2 separate regions of the Homo sapiens genome follow, and region 2 is linked to region 1. A link is a loop called in an ENCODE intact Hi-C map of the cell type or tissue named here. Cell type or tissue: A673. All regions are shown on one strand. Each heading gives the region's core, and the rest is flanking DNA. Links, peaks and the distances in the headings are about the cores only. Region 1 overlaps LOC105377401 (a long non-coding RNA gene). Region 2 overlaps QRFPR (pyroglutamylated RFamide peptide receptor).

Evidence for each region. A loop is a pair of places that touch in the nucleus more often than their neighbours do. Peaks named below come from ENCODE experiments on the same cell type or tissue, not always from the same donor. Only the 100,000 strongest peaks of a DNase experiment are listed, where the experiment ranks them.
Region 2: it touches region 1 in a loop (4-fold over the local background); 1 of 110 quality-filtered maps calls a loop at or near these places.

The regions. Positions count from the first base shown.
Region 1 is chr4:121,581,247-121,586,627 of GRCh38, forward strand. It overlaps LOC105377401 (a long non-coding RNA gene), which reads left to right. Exons shown (of 3, transcript XR_939166.2): 3 at 426-1,668. Among named protein-coding and RNA genes, the nearest start is that of ANXA5, 110 kb to the right of the region's middle. In A673, for the core only: no CTCF peak of the experiment used is centred there; a DNase peak (open chromatin) is centred at 2,315; H3K27ac peaks cover 4,278 bases.
Region 2 is chr4:121,367,871-121,373,251 of GRCh38, forward strand. The region is part of intron 1 of QRFPR (pyroglutamylated RFamide peptide receptor); the gene reads right to left. It also overlaps the pseudogene KIAA1191P1. Among named protein-coding and RNA genes, the nearest start is that of QRFPR, 10 kb to the right of the region's middle. In A673, for the core only: a CTCF peak has its summit at 3,033 (motif pointing right); a DNase peak (open chromatin) is centred at 3,091.

The DNA.
Region 1 (5,381 bases), core at 238-5,237:
GGAAACCCCGTCTCTACTAAAAATACAAAAATTAGCCAGGCGTGATGGCAAGTTCCTGTAATCCCAGCTACTTGGAAGGCTGAGTCAGGGGAATCTCTTGAACCTGGGAGGCAGAGGTTGCAGTGAGCCTAGATCGTGCCACTTCACTCCAGCCTGGGTGACAGAGCAAGACTCCACCTCAAAAAAACAAAACAAACAAACAAAAAAACACCTTATACTTTTTTTTTCCATAGGACACAATGAAATATGTGTTTGTTTAACATCTGTGCCCCATACTGGATAACAAGCTACATGAAGGCAGGACTATGCCTGACTTATTCATCATGGCTTAGACAATAGCTAGCTCAGTGCCTGGAACAGGTATTTATTCCTGTCATAGAATAAATACAATATTCATGAATAAGTGAATATTTCTTCTTTCACAGAAGACCAGAATCTGAGACAAGGAATTGTCCCATGTGCTCGAAGTCTTTGAAGAGCAAAAATCAAGGAGAGTAAGAATGGAAGCCACTCAACTACTGCTTCAGAACAAAGTTAGCACGGGCTCCTGAGAAATGACTAGAAGATATGCCTGGGATTCAAAGGACCTCAGAGCCACCCATAGCTAATGTCCCTGTCATCCAACAGATGCTGTGGCTTTGGGAAAGAACAGCCTTTCTTGACCTCAAATCTTTGTGTCTGAAAAATGAGAGGGGTACCAGATGCTACCTAAGCAGTCTTCCTACCTAAAATGTATGAGTATAAGAAGAATGATCAATTTTAATCTCAAAATACAATTCTCACCTTTCAGTTACCAAGATACAGCCCCCTTCCCTTAACCTGAGCTACAACAAAACATAAGTTCAATAGAGAATTGATTAATGAGTATAAAAAGGCAGCCCTGTGTTCTTGTGCTCAGAATTGGTTGGCTCTGTTCAATTCAATGAGCAAGAAGACTGAATCCTGTACTGTGTTTCATTAGCAAGTACAATAGCCCAGTTTTGATAAAGTGACTCAAATCACCTGATCTCTTTTTATTCCCCATGTATTAGCCAAACATTATTATGAAGTATGCTGTTGCCAGGCTACTATTTAGAATGTATGTTATAAGACATGTCTGTAGGACTTTTGAAATCATCTTTCAGTTTTATTCCCAGTAGTCACTTTCTAAGAATTAATTTCTCTTTTATTATGTGGTAATATTAAAGAGACAGTGTGTACAGTGTGTGTACATATGACTCACAGCAAATTAAGAGTATTGTGCCTTACTCTATCCAGAGAATCTCCCTGCCAATGGTTGCTGCTCCCACCTTTTTCTCTGAGCCACATCCTTGGCATCTCACAGCTAGATTACTGCAATAGTTCCCCAACAGTCAGCCTGCCTCTCACATTCTGATATGTCCTGGACTTCTTTGATCAATCCTGTTAAACCCCTATGCCAGAGGGAACCCCTGCATTAGTTTTTCTCATGCATTGATTTTGCTTTCATTAGTATGCTTACCTAAGATATGGTCTTTACAAAATATTTGAAGATGATGATGGTGCAAGGAGATGATGAGAATTACCTTTGATTTTGGGTGGACTGCTGCTGCTTCCATCCTAAAATGTGCCTACATTGTTCTTTATCTTACCATAGGATCTCTAATCATTCTCCCTGTAACTAACTGGAAATATGTGATAACAATTAGAGTCCCTGTAATCTCAGCACTTTAGGAGGATGAGGCGGGCGGATTGCTTGAGCCCAGGAGTTTGAGACCAGCCTGGGCAACATGGCAAAACCCAGCCACTACCAACAAAAATACAAAAATTAGCCAGGCGTGGTGGTGCACACCTGTAGTCCCAGCTACTTGGGAGACTGAGGTGGGAGGATAGCTTGAGCCCAGGAGATGGAGGTTGCAGTGAGCCGAGATCATGACACTGCACTCCAGCCTGGGTAATAGAACCAGACTGTTAAAAAAAAAAAAAAGAAGAAGAAGAAGAAGGAGGAGGAGGAGGAGGAGGAGGAGGAAAGGAAGGAAGGAAGGAAGGAAGGAAGGAAGGAAGGAAGGAAGGAAGGAAGGAAGGAAAGAAGGAAGGAAGGAACGAAGGAAGGAACGAAGGAAGGAAGTTAGTTCAAGTCCCGATTTCCTTTCCCTGATTCTGTTGGAAGCAAAATTTATTTAAATTGTGTTCATGGTTACAGTTGCAGCATCAAAAATATATTCAAATTAGGGCTTATTGGATGATCCATTAACCCCGAATCTCATGTTTTCTACTAATCCTGCTTTACCTGCATTTCAAGGCTATTGAACATTTCAGGAGAAACTATTTACATGAGACTGTTTGAGAATAATGAAATATAAGTGAACAATATGTCACCACGCCCACTTCCTAAGAACCTCTCCCTGCTCCAACACACACACACCTCCCTGGTGAATTGCCATAGCATAGTTTAGCAGCTCTTACCCTTTAAGGGTCAGAGAAACCTGATTTACACAGGTACGTACAAAAAAAAAATTAAGAATCTTGGTAATTTCACTTGATGATTAAGAGCTCCTTGCTCCTTGCTCTATTTTAGATAGCTAAATTACACACCTGGCTGCATCTTAAAATATCTGAATATTGAATTTTCTGTCTTAAGTCCTTCTATCTCATGTCTTACAGTGATTCTCATATGAAAGCAAACCTGGATCAGAATAAAGGCAGAACATAAGCTTTTCTATTATATGGCAATATTAAATAGGGTTGATGTATAAAAGGCTTTGTTTCTCAGCAAATCAAAACAGTGATTTAATTTTTAAAACATGTCCTGTCTTTTCTATTTAAAAACTCACAATGCCCAATTTCCATGAGGCATGCTTATACAGTAATGTGTTTAAGTTTTTTCTAAGTGTTTTGAGTACCAAACTTAGTTGCAAGGAGAACATTGGCAAGGGCACTTAGGATTGGTAGTGAAGAGAGAAATACGCTCCCATTTCACTTTATCTAACTTATTCCAACAGTACTTTGAGAAAGGACATGTGAAAATAAAAAAAAAAATCCTTGAAGTAGTCCAAATGCAGATACTTCAGACTAAAACATTAATAGTGTGAAAGGTTGTCCCGTGGGCAGAATGTGGCACTACTCCAACTAATTTAAGGGATTTCAGGTTTTCTCTGGTGAGCTGGGAGATGTGATTTAGGGCAGACACCATGCTGCAGACAAATGGGAAAATGAGAGTCCCAAGGGCAGTGAAGACTCAGGGAGAGAGGTGGTCAGAGTAGGTTCCAGGGATGAGACTAATGATGGGTCTCAAGTACAGCAATAGCTGACACCGAGCTTAAAACTTCTACTTTCCTGCTGATATCCTTACAGAATTTTAAATTCTAGAAACCAATGTCAGTGTGCTTCTGAGAATGGAGATGGGTCCCAAGTTGTCCCCTAGAACATTGTGGCTATGAAGAGATGGCAAGAGGAGAACAAATTGCTATTCAAAGTAAGAAGTGGCAAGTGACAATCAAGCAAACCTCAGCACACCCCCAAGAGCTGGCGGAAACACTTGGTTTACTGCAGAAGCATGGGATACAAGTTAAACTATTTTACTGGACATTAATCAAAGGATAACCCTGAAAAGACAGGGGAAAACTTAGTAAGGCTAAGAACTACCTTGATATTGTCTGTGCCTTGGCACATAATGAGTATTGAAAACACAGGAAGGCTTAACAATTCAGAACAGAGGTTGTAGAGACAGATTTAAGTTTGAATTTCAACTCTGCCAAGTGACCTTGAGCAAGTTTCTTAACATCTGAAAACCTCTGTTTCTTCTTGTTTAAAATAGACATAATGAGAAGGATTGAGTGCAGTCATGCATGTAAATGTATCTGACGTGTAATAAATACACAGTAAGTATTTTGGTTTGGGTTTTTATTTTATCTGAATCTAAGTGAAAGAAAAATTCTAGATACATTATCAAAATGGTTATAAGCTGCTTCAGGAGAATGCCTGAATTCCTGATCAAAGAGCCAGGAAGCAAACAAACAAACAAAAAAAGATGGGCACGTAGGAGGTGGTCAGTAGCAAGTTTCCCTCAACGTGGGCTAAACTGGCTCTACTCATGTCTGACAACACAGTGGGAAACTTCTGACACTGCCGGGCTGTGATGATTGCTCCCTTCTCCCTCCTGCTTCTAGACAGGGTAGCATTTAAACCACCCAAGATTGTCTGTGTCTTATTCTTAGAGCTCACCAGGGGGAAAGATACTATCCACTTCTCCAGGCCCCTTCCCATGCACTGCAGCCCTCCTGTTCAAAAGATATTTTTTAAGTTAATGTCTGTATTTACATAAAGAAAATGGCTTATAGGCTTGTAAAGTAGGAGTGAGGTTTCAATGATTTCAGAAAAGTGATATTACAGCAGGAGACCTAAACATGCACAGATTCAGCCTTGCCAATCACTTCTTGTTTTATTCAGGATTCTTTCAAGGTAAGTGACAAGGAGCCAACTCAAATTACTCTGAGGGAAAAAATAGGAATATGTTGGCTTATGTAATGAAACGTTCAGGATTTGGTCTGCATTCAGACACAACAGGAGCAGATGTTCAAAACAATGTCCTAAAAGATCTCTCCTGTCCTTTCTTTCCCTTGTTCTCCTTTTCCTGGTGTTAATGTCAATCTTCAGAAAGTGTTTTTCTTACAGCTCCTGGCCTCAGAAGAAAAAGACCACTTCTCTCTTCCCAATGTTCTCATCAAACCAAATAACAGATATCCTTTACTCTTCTCCTCTCCACACAATTCCCAACGAAGAGAGATATATGCAAGAAACAATAGCCAAATGAGAAGCAAAATGCCAATGTCTTTCTTTCCCCCAATAAAAACAAAACTAAACTAAACAAAAACCTGTAAAACTGTGGTTAGAGGACACTTCTTAGTCCTGGAAGCCTTAATAAGGTTTTTGGCTTTCTCTCCCCTCCAACTTAGATGGTGGGTACTGAAGAATTAACCCTGGCTTATTGATCTGATCATTTCCAGAGACAGAAGAGGGAGAACAGAAAACTTGGATTTACTTTGAACAAGAAAGTACTGTACACAGTGATTCAGCCCATTACCAAATACAGTTTCTCCTCAACTTACGATGGAGTTACATCCCAGTAAACCCATTATAAGTTGAGAATATCGTAAGTGGATTGTAAGTTGAGAATATCGTAAGTGGAAAATACAATTAATTCACTTCACCTACCAAACATCATAGCTTAGCCTAGCCTAACTTAAACATCCTCAGAACACTTATATTCGTCTACAGTTGGGCAAAATCATCTAACACATCTATTTTATAATAAAGCTTTAAATATCTCGGGTAATTTACTGAATACTGTACTGAAAGTGAAAAATGGGATGGTTGTATGGGTACTCGAAGTATGGTTTCTACTGAGTTGGCAATGCTTTCAT
Region 2 (5,381 bases), core at 124-5,123, 210 kb before region 1:
AACATTTGCAGATTTTTTTTTTTTGGAGAAAGTAGTAAGGATTTTTATTGTCAAAACAAGAGATCACAATAGAAGACACAAATAAATTAATTCTTATAATTTTAGACTCCAGGGCCTCTCTATGGAAAGGCCAGCTTCTTACACAGACAAGGTACTATCCAAAACAAAAAATTGGGTATTTGAGACAGTATTCAAGACAAAAACTGAACTTGTACACAGTGAGGAGAAATAAAAAAGTGGTTTCCCTATTTCCCTCCCTCAGTAAGGTTATGTATTGCATAAAGGGATGAGGCTCATTTTGGTGAAAAATGCTTTCATACAGAAAATTTTGAATTCATTCTCCTCCTCCCACAGACGTTCCAGGCCCTGACCTGAACAAGGAAATCAAAATAAGGTAACACCACTGGCTCCACATAAACCTCAAGACTATAATCTAACTGTACCTACCATCTCCTTTACTTTAAAAAAGTTTAAGTCCATTTACCTATACCAAGTCAGTAGACTGAATTTTCTCTCTTAGGAAGCTTTTAACCAAATTGCAGCTAAATTAATCTCACTTTAAAGTGCAAGAAAGGCTCTGCTAGACTAGTGTTTGTTCTGTGGCATAGAAAGAGAAGCATGCCTCCCCTGGCACTGGCCTAAGAGGCCCCACATGAAGAACTGGTTGCAGGACAGTGATCCATTAGGTCTACCAAAAAGCAGGGGGACTCAAGGTTCAGCCTAGAAACAGGGGTCCCTGCCAAGTCTGGTTTTACCTATACCCAGGTCCCAAACAAATCTTGGGTCCCCTTACTGATAAGGCTGGAGCACAGCACCAGCCATCAACAGGGCCAGAGTCGTCTCAGCCAGTCAGTGAGCACCTCTACGCCATGATTTGTCAATGCTCACATGGATAGTGGTAAGGAATCAAGAAGCCTGGGTTTTGGAACAGCACAAACATTCTTTACCTAGTAAGCAGTGATTGAAGTTCTTACCTAGGGTAAATGATGAAAAAATAGGTAATGAGGTCCCCATACACCACTGCTGAGAATATTTAGTCTAACTTTAAAGCAGTACAAAATGGCTTCTTCCACACAACAGGGGCAAGCTTTGTATCAATATTTCTCAAAAACCAATTGTATCTCCAGCTCTAGCCTCAATTTAACAGGTTTTTTACTTTATTTATTTATTTATTTAGAGACGGAGTCTCACTCTGTCGCCCAGGCTGGAGTGTAATGGCGTGATCTCGGCTCACTGCAACCTCTGCCTCTTGGGTTCAGGCAATTCTCCTGCCTCAGCCTCCCAAGTAGCTGGGACTATAGGCACCCACCACCATGCCCGGCTAATTTTTGTATTTTTAGTAGAGACAGGGTTTCATTGTGTTGGCCAGGCTGGTCTTTAACTCCTGACCTCAGGTGATCCACCTAACTTGGCCTCCCAAAGTGTTGGGATTACAGGCGTGAGCCACTGTGCCCAGCTGATTAAGTTTTTAAATATACCTTTCCTATGTCAAAGCCAAGATAAAAGGGCAGTGGAGTGCAAGAAACCTTCTTTACCAGAATCCCTGGAAAGAAAGGGCTCTAGAAGCCAGTGGGTGTGAGCACATTCAAGTCACGGGGTTTGAGATTATGTGCCCGTGGTGGCTGTTTCCTCCCTTCCGTCACTGGGAAGTCCATCTTGGGTGGCTTCAAGGCTGCTGGATCTTCAGCCATTCGGTTGGCCTGGGCACGGATCAGTTCCATTGGAGAGGGCTTCTGGGCTCCTCGGTAGGCCTGGGTGGCAAAACTTCCAGAATCATACTTCTGAAGGGATCTCAGTCCAAAGAGGCCCCACTTATCTGACAAGTTTCTGTCCTTATCCCCACTTCCAGAGTCCATGGTGCTAGGATTTGGGCCAGGTAAGGCTGTGGAAGAACCAGAAGTGAACCAGCCCCTGGGTCTCTGCTTAGGTGAAAAGTGAGAAGTGGTGCTTGGGGTGGACAGGGCTGATGCAGGTGGCCTCTCTTCTTTTGTTATCTCTCCACTCTGCAGCTTTAGTTTGTGGAGTGCTTCTGCTACTCTAAGGTACTTGGTCTTCTGAGTGGTGACACCCTTGTGGGTGTGTAGCCAGGATCTCTCAGCCCTGCCTGTTGCCCAAAATGCTGAAAGCTTTCCTGGGTCTGTTTTGTGATCACATAATTCATGACGACATGGGTAGCTTTAGCCTTCACCACTGGGAGCTTGTCCACACTGTCAATGGCCGATGACAGGGACTGGCAGGGGAGGGTAGACTGGCCTCTCCTTCCTCCACCTTGGTGAGGTGCTGATACTTGTGCTCTGAAATCACTGGCTTCCAAGGGATGCTGCCCATGTCTGATGGAGGAGGAGTCATGGGTGCAGGGTCCTTGAGGGTATCATCATAGCTGAGTGCCCGGCGGTATATCCTGAAGGGCAGGGACATCTTGCCTAGAGGCCCACTAGCCTCAAGAGCAGGCACTTCTGGTTGTCTTGAAGCCATTGAAAGGCTGAGATCCAGGTGTTTTTTCTATATAGAATCCCTGCCACCACGGTGAAATGATGTGACGACTAAGCTGACAGATGGATGTTAATGAGGAACATGGTCCAGCTGCTGCAAATTAGCAAAACTTCCCAGGAAGAGTCCATCCAGAGGTTCTGCTATCCTGCTGCCGCGGGACTGCCTGTGGCCGGGAGTCCGGCACTAAAAAGATTCCAAGGGCCTACATCCCCAAGAGGCTGTGGCGCATCTGGACCCAAGCCATGGTGAGAGTGGCAGTGACTTCAAAGGTCTCCAGGACTCACTAGGCAACACTACCCGACGTTTACAGATTTTAAATGCATCTCAATCCCACAGGAAATTTTTTTAAAACGTTAACATATTTTCATACATGTATTAAAGGGGACTTTAAAATGAGATTGCATAAATGAAAATATGTAAATACTATATGCTTCATAGAGAAATCAAATGGGAAGTAAGAAGAACTAGATATGCATTATATGCATTAATATTTTTGTGAAAATAAAGCTTGATCTAAAACCTGTATCTTTGTCATATTTTCTGCCACCACATCAACCACTGGGGGGCAGCATCAAACATTATTTTATAACTTCTCTCCTTGGTCTTCTAATAGGGGAAGCTTTAATGCCAGGCCATGTAACTTATAATCTAGTTAATACAAACACTAATAAAGGATGGAACAGGATTAGAACCCAATATTGTTTGATTCCACAATCCATGTTTGTTTTCACAGCATCTAACTGTTTCTCTATCCTTCTATTTCTCCCAGGATGTAGGAACATGCTGTCTTTTAAGATTTCTATTACCCTGAATAGCCTACAATCTCTCTGATATGACAGTAAATGTGTTTCTCCAAAACCAAGCTACAGGTAGGACTAATTTAGTTTTGCAAAGACAGATAAAAACAATAAGCACTTACTTAATTACTTCGGAATTCATCCTTAAGAATCTTTAGTTTTAAGGCATAAAATGAAACAAATAGTATAGCTTCTGCTGAATTTTTCTTAAAGGCACAGACTGAGAGGGAACTGCCAATATCAACTTCTAGAACCCCGTTCACTGACCTTTCAATAATTCCTTAGCAGAGGGAGAAGGCATATGTCCACTACTAGAAGGAATTGGCAGCCTGGAAGTTGGTCCACTGGGGAGTATATATCAATAAATGAGATGGGAGCAGCAGAGGGAGATCCCAGCACTCCATCCCAGACCAGGAAAGGCAGACAAGGAAGAGCCACTCAGAACTCTGGTTCAGCTTGGTCCTGAGAAACCTAGTGCAGGGCTTGGCCTTATGGGAAGACATATGATCGGGGAGCTTTAGTCCCTGTAAGTTGACTCACTCCACTAGACATAAATGGCCAACTCTGCTAAACATATCTACCCTGAGTACCTTCCTATGGAAGAACTTCATGCTAAGCAGTCAAGCCTTTCCAAGGGGCTTAGTGGCTAACAGGGTCCCAAGTGTCACTACTACAGTTGTTAGCTTGTCACACTTCCATTGATTCAGTTAGTAAGGAGACAATGAGCATCAATGGATTCAGGAAGTTTATTACTTGCACAGATGCCAAAGGCAAGATCAACACAGGAAGACACTGAGCCTTGAAGAGCAAGATGACTGACAGTATGGGCAATGGGTTGCCCTGCTGGGGAGGAGCAACCCTTAAACCACGGCCAAGAAATTGTACAGACTTACACAAAAGACTGTAGCTGAACCTTAAGTGGGAGCAAGGTGGGGAGAAAGGAGGGAAGTCTTACACTCAACGGAAACCAAACGGGAGATAGATAAGAGAAGGTCAGTCTCCCACAAGACAGGGATAAGAAACTGCCTCACAGTGGCTCCTCAATAGGCTTTTCTTCCTGCTGTAGGGGGTATCTCTGGGTGTTTGAATAGGAGTGACGATGGCGCTCCCTGAGGTGCGTGATTAGTTCTATGGGTAAGACAGCAAGGCCAAACTGGCTAGAATCCTTCCAGAATTTTCTGCAACTACCGGGAAGTATTCTCTCTCATTTCCTGAGATAAAAAGTTTTATTTTTTGTTCTAGAATTTTTTATTGTGGTAGAATATATCTAACATAAAATTTATGATTTTAGCCATTTTTAAGTGTATGATTCAGTGGCATTAATCACATTCACAGTGTCGTGCAATGAACACCACTATCTGTTTCAAAAACTTTTTCATAACCCCAAACAGAAATCTAAGCATTAAGCAATAACTCCCCACTCTGCCCTCCCCATAGCCCCTGGTAACATTAGTACCTTTTCTGTCTCTATGACTTTGCTTATTCTAAATAGTTCATGTAAGTAGAATCACACAACATTTGTCCTCTTGTGTCTGGCTTATTTAACTGAGCATAATGCTTTCAAAGTTCATCCATGTTGTAGTAAGTATCAGAACTTCATTCCCTTTCATGCCTGAGTGATATTCCACTGTGTGTATACACAGCATATTTTGTATATCCATTTGTCCATCGATGGACACTTGGTTTGAGACAGGGAGTTTTAAAGAAAATGTAAGCTTATAGCTCCTGGGGTCATCTTTCACACTTGGGCAAAAGACAGCTCTAGAATGAAACCACAACACAGAGGGAAGTGGAGCTGGCCGCCGAGGGGGAGGATGATCACTGTTGAAGACCTTAATCCAGTTATGCCTAAAACCAGCCCTAACTCTGACCTTTTCAGTTGCAGAGGTAGAATATTCCCTTTTTTTTCTTAAGGTAATTTAAGTTGGGCTTCTCTTCCCACAAACAAGAATCCTAATAAATCAACAACTTATCAAAGAATAGTTATGTTTTAGAAAAGCAAACTAAAAGGGAATTCATTTTATGCCTCCTAAGTGCACAGTGAAATATTTAAAACTTTCTTACTGCTAAATCCTTGTCATTATTTTAAAT